Linked DNA regions of Homo sapiens: region 2 is linked to region 1. The links are chromatin contacts, found by Hi-C or POLR2A ChIA-PET in ENCODE. All regions are on one chromosome and are shown on one strand. The core of a region is the stretch at or near the end of the contact, and the rest is flanking DNA. Distances in the headings are between cores, read along the strand shown.

Evidence for each region. A loop is a pair of places that touch in the nucleus more often than their neighbours do. ChIA-PET counts read pairs that join two places held with the same protein, here RNA polymerase II (POLR2A). Pooled maps may share reads with other maps.
Region 2: a loop to region 1 is called in a pooled map, with 7 times the contacts of the local background. The contact joins the promoter of UBE2L3 here to the promoter of PPM1F in region 1. A Hi-C loop is called at or near these places in 4 of 50 pooled maps. POLR2A ChIA-PET finds 5 or more read pairs at or near these places in 4 of 52 experiments (HEK293, MCF 10A, activated CD4-positive, alpha-beta T cell and 1 more).

Annotation. Positions count from the first base shown.
Region 1 is chr22:21,948,891-21,956,534 of GRCh38, reverse strand. PPM1F (protein phosphatase, Mg2+/Mn2+ dependent 1F) reads left to right here and starts at 3,687. Exons shown (of 8, transcript NM_014634.4): 1 at 3,687-3,743. RefSeq lists a silencer at 3,495-3,904 and enhancers at 3,898-4,418, 4,465-4,534.
Region 2 is chr22:21,562,730-21,570,373 of GRCh38, reverse strand. UBE2L3 (ubiquitin conjugating enzyme E2 L3) reads right to left here and starts at 2,660. Exons shown (of 4, transcript NM_003347.4): 1 at 2,603-2,660. The coding sequence starts at 2,629. RefSeq lists an enhancer at 331-400 and silencers at 2,207-2,346, 2,597-2,836, 3,479-3,666.

The sequences.
Region 1 (7,644 bases), core at 2,438-4,937:
GGCAGCTTCCCAGGACCTGCTGCAATTCCCATTCTCACAACAAGCCCTTATGGTCTTAGAGGCAGCTGGGTGCCCCATGGAACCCATTCACATGCCAGGTTTAGAAAATACCCTGTAGGCCAGACTGCCGTGTGGTGCCAGGTGCTGGTGGCAGCTGCCCTCTGACCTCAGTGCCTTCTTGTGCTCCCCTCCCCAGCCACCCGAGGAGAGACACCTGTGCGGGATCCACTGTGTGTTGGAAACTCCCTCCACACTCCGCCCGTGCCTCATTGAGTGATGACGGGAGCTCAGCAAAACAGCTTTCCAGACTGTTCAGTGGGACCTTTCTTTGAGGGGCAGGTCAGGAATGTTTCGGACTCAGACCCGCCCCCGCCCCAACTCAGTAGTAGATTCCCAGGCTGCACCAGGACTTATATGAGAGCTCCTGTAAGGAAACCCAGAGCCCACCAAGCATACCCCCCCTGGACCCCCTTCCTGGAGGCCCTCACAGGTTAACACGGGGGTTCCCTGGAACACAGTTTGGAGAGCTACTCGAAGCTGAATGAAAATACAGAGACATGGGGAACCACATAGAGGGTCCTGGGATGTGTCTCAGAAGCACAGGCTTCAGGAAGGAGGGGGTGCTCTCAGAGCTTCTGCCCCCTCCCACCCACTCTGGTCCCATTCTGGGGCCCTAGCAAGGCCACACCTGTTAGGTCCCCAGTGCGGGGCTGTGACTCTGCTCTTCCACCCACAGGGCCCAGTGGACCTGGAGCCTTCTCCGCAGAAGGTTTCAAGACCTCCAGGACCCTTAGGTTATAGGGCTCATTCAGGCTTGGAGGAGCAGAGACGGTTCCTAGGTCTTAAACCCAGACCACCCAGTCCTTCCTTACTATGCTTCTGCACTGCGCTTTCAGCCACAGGCAGGGCTAATCACAAAGTGTTCCTTTATTTTCCTCTGCAGTTGTCCCTTGTGTGTGACCCTCCTTCAAGGCCCTTGGCTTCCGCAGCTTGATTCTGCACTCCGAGTCCATTCACCTTCTCCCATCCAATAGCATCCAACCCCGCTGCTACTGCTGCCAACCTGGCCTTGGGAGCAATGAGGACAAGGAAGGGACAAGACCCCTTTTAGGCCAGAACTGCCTTCAGATCAGCCACGCTCCATGGGACTGTACCTCTGCCCTGGAGGCTGGAGAGGTCAGTGGCTGCAGACTGTCTCAAGGAGCCCCTGGCCCTGCCCACCTAGCCAGGGGTGCAGCCTTGCCAGAGAAGCAGAGAAGCGTCTGTGGCTGGGTGGGTGATATTGAAAGATTCCTTTCACCAGGGTGGAAGCCAGGATCTGAGGCGTGATGGAATGTGGACAGTGAGGCAGTGACAGCGCCACAAGGCAGGAGTCATCTCCAGGCACGTCCTTGGCCTGGAGCCCATAGGGACAAGCTCCTGGTGGTGCCTCACTTTGCCATCCTCTCTAAGCCGCAGACCTTGAATGGAATCAGTGCTCAAGAGTCTAATTGGGCCCACTCTGAGGATGCCTGCGGGAATATCAGCTTTTACCGCACCACACTGCACTTTACAGTGTGGGAGGGCCTGCCCCACGCACCACCTCACCTGTACTGCGGTTCTCAAACTTCACCCTACAGCCATTCTGTTGTAGGTGATCTCAGGGGCAGTTTGAGAAACAGTGGCTCAGGGTCTCACAGCAGCCCTCTGAGATAGGTTGGTTGCTATTGTCCCGATTTTTTCTCATCAAGAAACTGAGGCTCAGGTGAGCTAAGGAATGTGCCCAGGGCCACTGTTTATAAGAAGTAGCCTCAAGCCTTGCTCATGGTTACTGCCCTGACAGGGATCTAGGAAAGAGTGAGCAGGAGAATGGGATGAGGCAGGACCCTCCGCCCCAGCCCTGCTTTCTCTGCCCAGACACCTCCTGCCTTGCAGACCCAACCCCACCCCAGATGGTTTCCTTTCCAGTCACCCAGCTGCTAGTTCTCCAGGTTCCTGGTCTCACTCCAGGTTCCTCCTGTTAGAGAAGCATCCCAGAGACATTCATTCCTGGCAAGGACACAGGCCTGCGGACCTGAAGGTCAGGTGGGCAGAGCCACATAAGATCTGGTGCCCCATCCTCCATTTAAAAAATTATACTTTCCAACGGCATTGGTATAAAGGTGAATATATTAATATCATATATTAAAACATTTTCTTTGACATAAAGGTTTCTTTCTTCTGCCTTTAAAATAAAATATTTTGGCCAGGTGTAATGGTTCACACCTATAATCCCAGCACTTGGGAAGGCTGAGGCAGGAGGATCACTTGAGCCCAAGAGTTCAAGACCAGCCTGGGCAACATAGAGACCCTGTCTCTACAAATTTTTTTTAATCAGCTGGGCGTGGTGGTGCTTGCCTGTGTTCCCAGACACTAGGAAGGCTGAGGCAGGAGGGGAGGGTCACTTGAGCCCAGGAGTTTGAGGCTGCAGTGAGCTGTGATCATGCCACTGCACTCCAGTGTGGGCACCAGAGAAGGAGCTTGTCTCTAAAAAGAGAGAAAAAGAATATTTTCAAGAGCCTCTGTGTTGGCAGAAAAATGGCCCTTCAGAGATGTTCATGTCCTATACCTGTGCCTGTGTTAGATTACATGGCAGACCCGGCATAGTGGCTCACGCCTGTACTGTAATCCCAGCACTTTGGGAGGCCGAGGCAGGCAGATCATTTGAGGTCAGGAGTTTGAGACCAGCCTGACCAACATGGTGAAACCCCATCTCTACTAAAAATACAAAAAAAATTAGCCGGGCATGGTGGTGCGTGCCTGCAGTCCCAGCTACTCGGGAGGCTGAGGCAGGAAAATCGCTTGAACCAGGGAGGCAGAGGTTGCAGTGAGTCGAGGTCATGCCACTGCAGTACAGCCTGGGTGACAGGGTGAGACTCCGTGTCAAAAAAAAATAATAATAATAATAAGGGGCAAAGGGGAATTAAGGTTGCTAATCAACTGATTTAGAGAGATGATGCTGGACTATCTGGGTGGGCCCAATGGCATCAGGAGGGTCTTTAGAAGTAGCAGAAGGAAGCAGAGGAGGGAACCAGAGGTGGCAGTGTGAGAAAGGCTCAACTGGCCATTGCTGGCTTCGAGGCTGTAGGAAGGGGCCACGAGCCAAGGTATGCAGGGAGCCCTTAGGAGCTGGAAAAGGCAGGGGAACAGTTTCTCCCCTAGAATCCTCAGAAAGGAACGCATTCTGGCGATCCCTGGATCTTCGCCCACTGAGGCTAAGTGGACTTCTGACCTCCAGAACGGAAAGATAACAAAAGCCTCAACGTTTGTGGAAACAAACAACTCATAATGAGCCTGGGACTGTGCCTCCTTCCCGGACGGATGAGCCTGCCTGGGCAGTCTGGGTTTGCATCCCTGCTCTGTCACTTACCAGCTATTGACGGCAGAAGTTGCTTAATTTCTGGGCGCTGTGACCTAGGGATTGCTTTCCCCATCCAGCCGCCCACCCAAAGCTGCAGAAGAGAAGCAAGAGGCTGGTGACTGGGGCGGCTCCGGAGCCCAGGTGGAGCCGCAGTTCGCCTACCACTAAAGGGCCGCAGTCACCGTCCACGTAGCCGCCAGGGGGCAGCAGAGGTCCGGCCCCGCCAGCCTGGAGGCCCGACTGCGCCTGCGCGGCGCCCGCGGCGCCCGCGGCGGCCAGGGACGGGAAGTGGGCGGGGCCGGCCGGCAGCAGCTTGCGGGACACGGAGCCGCGAGGAGACAGCTGAGGCCCGCGGAGACCAGGGGTGAGGAGGCCGGGGGGGACGGGATTAGAGGGCTGACGGGGCTGGGACGAGGGTCAGGCGAGCGCCCAAGGCGCACAGGGGTGAAATGGGACCGAGGAACCGGAGGGGTGGAATCAGAGGGCTGGGGAGGCAAGGAGGCCGAGACGAGGCTCACATGGGTGCACCGAAAGGGTGCGGGGGTGCAGTGCGGGGGGCCGAGGAGCAAGAGGGGCCGCTGCGGACATGAGGAACCCGAGGCTGGGAGTTGGGGGGCTGGGGAGCCAAGGGGGCAGAACTGGGGGGCAGGCGGGGGTGTGGCCGAGCCGAGGGCCTGGTAGGGACCGAGGGCTATGAGGCAGAATCGGGTGCTGAGGGGGACGCGCCCCATTTTCCGAGATTTGGCCTCTCCCCACCCCCCAGGAGCCTCTGGGCCGGCACGTTGCCCCATATCCCCCCAGTCCCTGCACCTTCAGGGGCCCAGTCTGCCTGATGGCCCCCGGCTCCGCGGCCTCCCAAGCGTCCGTGAAGCGAGCGTCAGCTGCACAAGTGCTCGGGCTGCAGCTGCTTCAGCCACAGGTCTGTGAGCCAGAGCCTCAGGCGCGGAGGCCGGGCACATTGCCGCTGGGTTCGGTCAGGCAAGCCCCTGAACCTGTCTGTACAACAGGAAGAACTGGCTCCGGCTGCAGGGATTTCGGCACAGCGCTTGACACACAGTGAGGCCCACTGCATGGTGGCGGGCTCCTTCGAAGCCTTCCACCCTGCGGGACAGAGTCACACATGTCGTGGTGGCATTCCCCGGGACAAGTTCTCTGGGCCCAGCTGAGCTCTCACCACGGGGGATAGAAAGTGGGGCCGGCCAGCACTCTGAGGCCATCTCCAGTCTCTTCTGTTGTCAAATTTCGCTCTTTTCCTCCTGCACGCGAGGTGGAAATACCAAAGGCATTGGGCATCCAGAGACCTTGATTGAGTTCGCTTTGCCCTTTCACCTGTGTGAGACCTTAAATGGGTGCTTGCCCTCCTATAACCTATTTCTTCATCTGCAGTGTAGCCTGACAGTATGTACTTCTCAGCGTAGTTGTGAGAGGTAAACAAAACGAATGCATTTCTGAAAGCCATGAACCTCTACACAAGTTCATTTGTGGAATTCCTTTAAGATACCCCCTGAAGGCCGGGCGCGGTGGCTCATACCTGTAATCCCAGCACTTTGGGAGGCCGAGGCAGGCATATCACCTGAGGTCAAGAGTTCCAGACCAGCATGGCAAAATCCCATCTCTACTAAAAATACAAAAATTAGCCGCGCGTGGTGGCAGGTGCCTGTAATCCTAGCTACTCAGGAGGCTGAGGCAGGAGAATTGCTTGAACCTGGGAGGCGAAGGTTGCAGTGAGCTGAGATCCCACCATTGCACTCCAGCCTGGGCAACAAGAGCGAAACTCCCTCTCAAAAAAAAAAAAAAAAAAAAAAAGGATACCATCTGACCTGAAGCCAACCGAGTCTTTTAAGACCTGGCGCTGCTGCCCACTGCACCCTTCAGAGTGGTGTAGCTTCCTCAGCCCATGCCACCCGCCAGTCACTCTTCCCTCTGCCATCACACTTACCACCTGCTGTACACAAAGGGCCATCGTGGGCTCCCTGACTACAGGGAGCTTACAGTCTATCAAGAAAGTCAGGCCTGTAGAAAGAAATGGTCATTGCACAGCAATGTGACTATGCTTAATGCCATGGAACTGTACGCTTAGAAATGGTTAAAAGGATACATAGTGTGTATATTTTACAACAATAAAAAAAATTTATATATGTAGAAAAAAAATCTAGGATTTACATCTAACTATTATTAGTATTAGTAGTTATGAATAAAGAAATAAGAATCTCTTTTGGTAGAAAAAGGTTGGCCAGGCGTGGTGTCTCATACCTGTAATCACAGCACTTTGGGAGGCTGAGGCGGGCAGATCACCTGAGGTCAGGAGTTCGAGACCAGCCTGGCCAACATGGTGAAACCCCATCTCTACTAAAAATACAAAAAAATTAGCCAGGCGTGGTTGTGGGTGCCTGTAATCCCAGCTACTAGGGAGGCTTAGGCAGGAGAATCACTTGAACCTGAGAGGCGGAGGTTGCCGTGAGCCAAGATTGCGCCACTGCACTCCGGCCTGGGTGACAGAGCAAGACTCTGTCTCAAAAAAAACAAAAACAAAAAAAAACAGTTAACATGAATGATGCTTTTGTTACACTATAGTGGTGCAGTTCCCTTTTCTAAGGATTGCTGGGTTTTTTTCATTACCTTGGTTCTGCAGTTAAGCAAGACTCAACAAGTATTTTTTCTATGTCCCCTAAAAAACTGCAGTTGTTAAACCCTGCATTCGTTAAGCTTAGGAGTCAAAACTAATGCACTAGAGGAAAATAAATATTTTAAATTAAAAAAAAAAAAACTTTTTACAAGTCAGATGTGAGCAAAAGTGCCATAGAGACATGAAAGAGAGCATGCTGGATCCAAAGATGGGGAGATTTCAGCAAAGCCTCAAAGGATCTGAGAGATCTCGGGAGGCAAAATGGAAGGAGGGCACCACAAAACAAGGAGGGGAGGGGCTGCCCTAGGGTGGGGGGTACACAGAAATGGAAGGAGGAGCCATGAGAGAGCCAAAGCCCAGAGCTGGTGGCCAATGAGGGACAGGTCAGGGATAGAAGGAGTCAGAATGACTTCCCAGGTGTCATCACAGTTAAGGCCCAGGTTCCCCAGCATGAACCCCACCCTGGGACTTTGGGCAAGTTCCTTAGCTCTTCTGCTACAGCCTGCCCTGTGAAGTGGGGATAACCACAAGAGGTTGTTGGGAGGCTAAAAGCCATCCCAGGAAGAGTGCTCAGAGCAGGGGCGGATGGCAGCTGGCAGCACCGTCAGCCACACCCCTGCAGCTGCCCCCCGATGAGTTTGCTTTGCCATTTCTCACCTATGTGGGACCTTAAATAGGTTCTAGGAGGGTGAGCACCCATTTGGTGTGCAGTGGGGCCCTGATCCAGGAGGAACCAGCTGCCAGTCGCATTTGGTCAGACTGGTCCAGGCAGGCGGTGCTGGGATGCAGGAGTCCAATGTCCCTCCCATGCCCACCCCGGGCTCTTGGTGATTTGCACAGGCTCATGCACACGTCCCTCTTATTCGGAGTTTTTCACTGGTGTGCCCTGCTCAGGAAAGCCCAGCACCAGGCTCCGCTGCCTCTGGTGCTCTCCCAGCTCTCCCTACTCCCTGCGGCTTGCCGCTGGCCTCCATGCCATTCCTGATGCTGTCTCTTCCAGTTGATCCCTCAAAGAACCACAGCACTGTCCCCTGCCCCTCCAGGCACTCCCAGGGCTGCCTCTGGTTTCCCTTGGTGAGGAATTTCTCCTTCCTGCCGGGTGTGCCATGGTGTACGTCAGATTCAGGAGCTTATTGGGAAAAGGAAGGAAATGATTCCTGTCCCTTTCGACATCTGGGCTCCAGGGAGAGAAAGCTGTGTCCTGGTTTCTCTCCTCACCCCTTGCCTTAGGTTGGTGATGCAGAAACAAGGGTGCTTGGTCCCCAGCAAGTAAGATGGCCCTGGGCACCCTGCCTTTGTAACAAGAGCAGGCAGTTGGCACAGGCCCTGAGAGTAAGCCAGCCTGTCCCCTCTACAGATGCAGACAGAGCTTCACACACACACATCATCACACCCCCCAGACCTTACTTAGTACACATGGCACAGACACCATTGAGGCATGTGCAGATAGTGGGCACAAGGCACAGAGAGAGCAGGCAGGTGGCCACAGTGAATCAGGGTCTGTAGTGCAGACAGGAGGAGCCACCCTCCCTGAGGGAACAGGCCGATTGTGGGGAGGGGCTCACGGCACAGGAAAGAGTACCCCAAGGTCAGGAGGCAAGAAGGAGGCACCTGCATCCCAAAAGGTCCAGCAGACGTC
Region 2 (7,644 bases), core at 1,411-3,910, 390 kb after region 1:
TAATACTTAATAAATACTCAGTTAATGTTACAATTTTTTTCCAAGGTCTGTTTTTTTTTAGAAACAGAGTAATAATTTTAAAACCATAATAAGTCCCCTCTTAGACCCCTGAGAGCCTGGAGATTCCAAACTGGGTCAACTGGGATAGGCTAGGGGGCTACCAGGATGAATTAGGTCAAGATCCCTGCCCTTCGGGATCTCAGAACCCAGTACAGGAAAGACAAGTCTGTAACACAAAGAGATTGTGACAAGTGCTCAAAGAGAAATATAAAGAAAGCGCTGTGGTCACACAAAGGAGGAAACAACACATTCTGAAGGGGGATGTGGGAGCACGGGCTCACAGAGTAGTTGGCACTGGAGTTGAACCTGGGACTTCTCTGGAAGGGAGAAGTGAGGAGAAGGCAGCTTTTCTTGGGTAGAGCAAACAACACGTGCAAAGGGACATCAGACAGCAAGTAAGAGCAGGAGACTTTGCTTTGGAGAAAGAACCGAATTCGATCACAACTCACTCTCCCTAGCTAGGTAACCCTGGGCAAGCCAAAGAATCTTTTCTCATCGACAAAATGGAAATCACAATGTCTACTTCACAGGAAGGATTAAACATGATCATGCATATAAAGCACGAAGTAAAAGCTGGAAAAATAGTAGCTACTGTGATTAGGTGCAAGAACTGTGGGAAACCAAAGGGCAGGAGGTGAGGCTCAAGGGATTGCTTTCAGCCAGTCTCAGAAAGGTCCTGCATGCCAAGTAAGAGGTTAGGATTAACTGCTGAGGACAATAACACCATAGAGGTTTTTAACAGGAGTGAAAGAATTGAGTTATCTGCTTTAAAAGAACTCTGGTGTCCGTCAGGGGTAGTCTGGGGAGGAGAGCACTTGGGAGGGCACCTGAGAGATGAGGATATAGATTCAGAGTAATTTCAGTAACATTAGAAAGCAAGGCATGCACTCCAGAAATCTTTTTTTTTTTTTTTTTTTTGACATGGAGTCTCACTCTGTCGCCCTGGCTGGAGTGCAGTGGTGCAAACTTGGCTCACTGCAACCTCCACCTGCCGGGTTCAAGCGACTCTTCCACCTCAGCCTCCCGGGTAGCTGAGATTACAGGCAAATGCAACCACGCCCAGCTAATTTTTATATTTTTAGTAGAGACAGGGTTTCACCATGTTGGCCAGGCTGGTCTTGAACTCCTGACCTCAAGTGATCCGCCCGCCTCGGCCTCCCAGGAGTGCTGGGATTACAGGCGTGAGCCATCGCGCCCGGCCTGCACTCCAGAAATCTTTCTAAATTTAAATCCACAAGGGTTAATGGACGACTGCACCTGGGAGTAGGGTAGGAAAGAAAGCCATTAACCGACCCCTTATCTGGTGAATGGTGGTGTCACTAGCTTAAGAGATGAGGAGAGGTCTGAAGTCCTCTGACTGTTCTTTTGTGCCCACTTCCACTCCAGTTTTATAAAGTTAATGTCCTCTCTAGCCCTTAGGGAACAAAAGAAAGGAAACGTTCCCAGGGACGGAGGGAATGCTCAGAGACTGTGGCTCCAAGTTCAATGTCTAGCTCTACCAAGCACTGCTCCGCCTAGAACGAACCCCAGCTCTTTATCTCCCCTCAGGAAACTGGCTCCTGGGCCTTTTTTTAATTTCCGGCCCGTTGCAGGCCGGCAGCACTACCCAGCCGCCGACTCACAGATGCTGGCGGGGTGGGCTACAGAGGACCTTGGCAAATCCACTGGCAAAAGTACTAAGCCAATTTAGCATGTGTTCCTCACCAAAAGGTGCCAATTAGCGAGAAAGCACCCTGCTGCATTCAAGATCCAAAGTACCAAATTATTATTATAAACTTTGGCCCGTTTTGATTCGAACGACTGAAATCAACCGTTATCCCCCCAAAAATGGCACTTTATCAGGGAGGGGAGATCGGGATGACTGAGTGGAGGAGAGGGAAGCAGAACCGCGCCGCGATCGGGGCCGACCTCAGGCCTTCCTGGAGTTGGAACTTACCCGCTGTGTGACTCTGCAGTCACAAGGCGACAGTTTGCTAGGACCCAGCGCAATTCCAAACGACCCACCAACAAACTGACCTAACTTTGGCCGCCTGGCCTCCTTCTCTCTTTCCTAGCCCGAACCTCCCAGACTCCCGAGCTGCGGCCGGGCCAAGCGGAGCTGCAAGCCCGGCGCGCTGCGGCCCAGGGCGGGGCGGTTCCGCGGCGCGGGCTCCGGGCAGGGGCTCCGGCGCTCGGGCCTTCCCCGAAGGCGCCCGGTTTGGAGCCTCCCAACCGGGCTCTCACATTAACGACGCCCTCAGATCGGACCGCGGCCTCCGCGACAGGGGGACGCGGCCAAGCTCCGGGCGGAGAGTGGCGTGAACGCCCCGGGCCGGGCTGAGGGGCCGACAGCGGCTCCCAGCGCGGCCTTGCGCTCCCGCCCAGGCTGCGGCCTAGGCCAGCCCCGTTAGCACCTTGAGCCTGCGCGCGGCCCAGGGAACCGACGAGGCCGTGTAGGGCAGGAAGCCAGACGGCAGCGCCCTGAGAAGCCGCCGCCTGCCTCGGGGATCCGGAGCCTAGGACGCCGCCCCACGCCCGGCCGCTGCCAGAGAATGGCTTTTACCTTCATCAGCCTCCTGCTGGCCGCCATCTTGGATTTGGTGCTGCTCCTTCCCCAGAATGCATCGCGGCCGGCCGGGCGGCTGGAGCCCCCGCACTTCCTGGAGCGGGGGAGGGGCCGCGGGGCGGGGCACAGGAGCAGAGCGGAGCACCTACTGTGTGCTTCCCACTGTGCTGGGGGGCGCGTGGAGGAACGCAAGTGAACCGCACAGACTGGGCCTCAGCGTTTACGGATCGTCCAATCAGATGGCAGTTACAACCAGTGCCTGGCACATAGTAGGAGCATAATAAATACTGATTGCATAAAATAGTTGACCAGGCGCGGGGGCTCACGCCTGTAATCCCAGCACTTTGGGAGACCGAGGCGGGTGGATCACGCGGTCACGAGTTCGAGACCAGCCTGGCCAACGTGGTGAAACTCGGTCTCTACTAAAAATACAAAAAATTAGCCAGGCGTGGTGGCGGGCGCCTGTAATCTCTGCTACTCAGGAGGCTGAGGCAGGAGAATCGCTTGAACCCGGGAGGCAGAGGTTGCAGTGAGCCGAGATCTTGCCACTACACTCCAGCCTGGGTGACAGAGGAAGACTCCGTCTTGGGGGAAAAAAAAAAAGTTGAATAACCAAGGTTACTTCACACTGCCAAGCTCTGTGAAGAAAACTGGGTGATAGGAAAGTGACTGTGGGGACATACTTTGAGAGGTCAAGGAAGCCAAATTGAGGAAATGGCCCTACTAAGTGCCAGACCTCTCTCTAGTGCTTTATTTTCTTTAACCCTTGAAACCATCCTCTGGGATACGTTAGCATTAACATCCTCATTTCACAATAAACAGAAGCACAGAAGAAGCCAGTGACTTGCCCAAGGTCACACGGCCAGCTAGGAGCAGAGCCAGGCTCCTGTCACAGGTGGGCTGCTGGCTCCAAAGCCAATGCTGGGACCTGGAAAATGGGAAGGAACAGCTGGGAGGACTGGAGGAGAATGTTTCAAGCAGAGGAAGCAGCACTGGCGAAGACCATGAGGCTGTCTCAGTGTCCAGAATGGAGTAAAAGGATTATAGGGTGGGAGGGAGGCAGGGGACAGACCATGGAGGGTCTTGTAGAAAGGGGAGGAGTTGGTTTCTATTCCATGTGCTGTGAGAGGTCTTTGATAGATATGAGTATTGACTCCATGGTCAGATGATTTTTTTTTTTTTTGAGACAGAGTCTTGATCTGTCACCCAGGCTGGAGTACAGTGGCACGATAACAGCTCACTGCCGCCTCGACCTCCTAGGCTCAAGGGATCCTCCTGCTTCGCCTCCCAATTAACTGGGACTACAGGCACGTTCCACCACACCCTCCTAAGTTTTTTTTTATTTTTTGTAGAAATGAAGTCTCACTGTCTTGCCCAGGCTGGTCTCAAACTCCTGAGCTCAAGCAGTCCTCCCGCCGCAACCTCCCAAAGTGGTGGGATTACAGGCATGAGCCACCACACCTGGGCTGAGACGCATGTTTTAAAGAGTACTTTGGGGCTTGGCACAGTGGCTGATGCCTGTAATCCCAGCACTTTGGGAGGCTGAGGGGGGTGGATCACTTGAGGTCAGGAGTTTGAGACCACCCTGACCAACATGGTGAAACTCCGTCTCTACTAAAAATACAAAAATTAGCCAGGTGTGGTGGTGGGCGAACGTAATCCCAGCTACTCTGGATGCTGAGGCAGGAGAATCGCTTGAACCTGGGAGGCAGAGGTTGCAGTGAGCCAAGTCCGCGCCACTGCACTCCAGCCTGGGCGACAGAGTGAGACTCCATCTTAAAAAAAAAAAAAAAAAAAGGAGTACTCTGATTGGAAAATGGGGAATGGAGGTGGGTAAGAGGATAAGAAGGGGAGCAGGGGCCACTTGGAAACCGGTTGCAATCATTCAGGCAAAGAGGTGACAGTGGTTTGGACCTCAGGTAGCAATGCAGAGAGAAGAACATAGCTTCAGAATATACTCAGACCTTCTTAAGGAGTTTTTCTCTTTTTTTTTTTTTTTTTTTTTTTTTTTTTTGAGACACAGTTTCACTCTGTCACCCAGGGTGGAGTGCAAAATGGCATGATCTCAGCTCACTGTAACCTCTGCCTCCCGGGTTCAAGTGATTCTCCTGCCTCAGCCTCCTGAGTAGCATAGATTACAGGCACCTGCCACCATGCCCAGCTAATTTTTGTATTTTTAGTAGAGACAGGGTTTTAGCATTTTTGGCCAGGATGGTCTTGAACTCCTGACCTCAAGTGATCCACCCACCTTGGCCTCCCAAAGTGCTGGGATTATAGGTGTGAGTCACTGGGCCTGGACATTTTTCTCCATTTCTAAGAACAGTGGGTTTCTCCTGAAAGGAGAGAAGGAAAGGGAACTGGAAATAATATATCCTGGGGCCGGGTGTGGTGGTTCACACCTGTAATCCCAGCACTTTGGGAAGCCGAGGTGGGTGGATCACGAGGTCAGGAGATTGAGACCATCCTGGCTAACACGGTGAAACCCCATCTCTACTAAAAATACAAAAAATTAGCCGGGCGTGGTGGCGGGCGCCTGTATTCCCAGCTACTCGGGAGGCTGAGGCAGGAGAATGGCGTGAACCCGGGAGGCGGAGCTTGCCGTGAGTGGAGATAGCTCCACAGCACTCCAGCCTGGGTAACACAGCAAGACTCAGTCTCAAAAATATATATATATAGATATATATATCCTGGAATAAGGCTGGCCTCACACTCATCTTGGGAGCCCAGGCTTGACACGGTAAAGGAGGGAGAAACTAGATGACAAGCCTCATGTGATCAGCGATTCTGCCTGCCTTTTACCTCCCCCAAGGCCAGTACACTGAGTGTTCAATACACATTCAGCGTATGCATGAGGGACCCCATCAGATCTCTAGGGTCATGGTGGGACTTAGAAGTCTGGGACTGACTCTGGGGTCTACTGTGAGCACAGAACCTGCCCTTACTGGGCCCAGGACAAATAAAAAACATAGCTGTATTGGGAACTGCTTTCCTCTGTGGAGAATTACGGAGGAAGGGGACGCTTACGCTGAGAAATTCCAAGCCAGTTGAGGAAGCACAGTTCATACCTTTGACCCGGATGTGCTAAGCTGAGAATACAGAGTGGGATCATCAGAGGCTCAATGTCAAGGACTAGCCTTTGCCATGGCATCTTCTTACATCCTCACCGCTGCCTGCAAGATGACTCCCTTGCACTTTGCAGGTGGGGAGTCAAGCCGCTGAGCTACAAAGTGCTTTTACTAAACAAGCACTCAGGAAATGTACCCAGTCCCAGTGGAAGGGCTGCCTGGCCTTTGGGGTCCCTCTCCTGCTCTAAAACCTTCATTGCTCCCTCTAGCAGGCCTGGCTTCTAGTCATACCCGATCCCCTCCACTCAGCCAAACCTTGTTCATACAGACCTATCCTTTCTGTGCCATCTGCCCAAGCCTCCCATCAGAAGTAACCTTGTGGTGACTCATGCCTGTAATCCTAGCACTTGGGGAGGCCAAGGCAGGAGGATTGCTTGAGCCAAAGAGTTTGAGACCATCCTGGGCAACATAGGGAGACCCCGTCTCAACAAAAAATAAAAAAAGAATTAGCCAGGTGTGATGGCCAAGTAATTCTAGCTACTTGGGAGGCTGAAGTGAGAGGATCACTTGGGCCCGGGAGAGTGACACTACAGTGAGCCGTGATCGTGCCACTGCACTCAAGCCTGTGTGAAAGAGTGAGACCATGTCTCAAAAAAAAAAAAAAAAGAAAGAAAGAAAAGAAAAAGAAGTAGACTTTTTTGGCTGCGTACAGTCTCACACCTATAATCCCAGCACTTTAGGAGGCTGAAGCGGGAGAATTACTTGAGGCCCGGAGTTCAAGACCGGCCTGGGCAACATAGAAAGACTACCATATCTACAAAAATAAATAGTCCAGGTGCAGTGGCTCACACCTGTAATCCCAGCACTTTGGGAAGCTGAGGCAGGCGGATCACAAGGTCAGGAGTTCGAGACCAGCCTGGCCAACATAGTGAAATGCCGTCTCTACTAAAAATACAAAAATTAGCTGGGTGTGGTGGAGGGTGCCTATAGTCCCAGCTACTTGGGAGGCTGAGGCGGGAGAATCGCTCGAACCCGGGAGGGGGAGGTTGCAGTGAGCCGAGATCACACCATTGCACTCCAACCTGGGTGACAGAGTGAGAGTCCGTCTCAAAAAAAAAAAAAAAGTATTAATTTTTTTTTTTTGAGACGGAGTCTCGCTCTTCGCCCAGGCTGGAGTGCTGTGGCGCGATCTCGGCTCACTGCAACCTCCGCCTCCCGGGTTCACGCCATTCTCCCGCCTCAGCCTCCTGAGTGGCTGGGACTACGGGAGCCCGCCACCACGCCTGGCTAATTTTTTTTTTTTTTTTGGTATTTTCAGTAGAGATGGGGTTTCACTGTGTTAGGCAGGATGCTCTCGATCTCCTGAGCTCGTGATCTGCCCGACTTGGCCTCCCAAAGTGCTGGGATTATAGGCGTGAGCCACCACACCCGGCCAGTAATAAATTTTTTTTTTTTTTTTTTTGAGACGGAGTCTTGCCCTGTCGCCCAGGCTGGAGTGCAGTGGCGCAATCTCGGCTCACTGCAACCTCCGCCTCCTGGGTTCGAGCGATTTTCCTGCCCCAGCCTCCCGAGTAGCTGGGATTACATGTGCACACCTCTATGCCCAGCTAATTTTTGCATTTTTAGTAGAGACGGGGTTTCACCATGTTGGTCAGGCTGATCTCGAACTTCCGACCTCCTGATCCGCCCATTTCGGCCTCCCAAAGTGCTGGGATTACAGGCGTGAGCCGCCATGCCTGGCAATAAATTTTTTGAAAAGAAGTGGCTTCTTCCTTCTCCTGGACTACCAGGCCCTTCTGCTCCCATTGACCACATGCTATTCCTTCCTCCAGTCAGCATGGAGTCCTGGGCACTCACCTATTAGGCCTTGGGCCCAGGTCCAGAAAAACAGATACACAGGGCCAGGCGCGGTGGCTCACGCCTGTAATCCCAGCACCTTGGGAGGCCGAGGCAGGTGGATCACGAGGTCAGGAG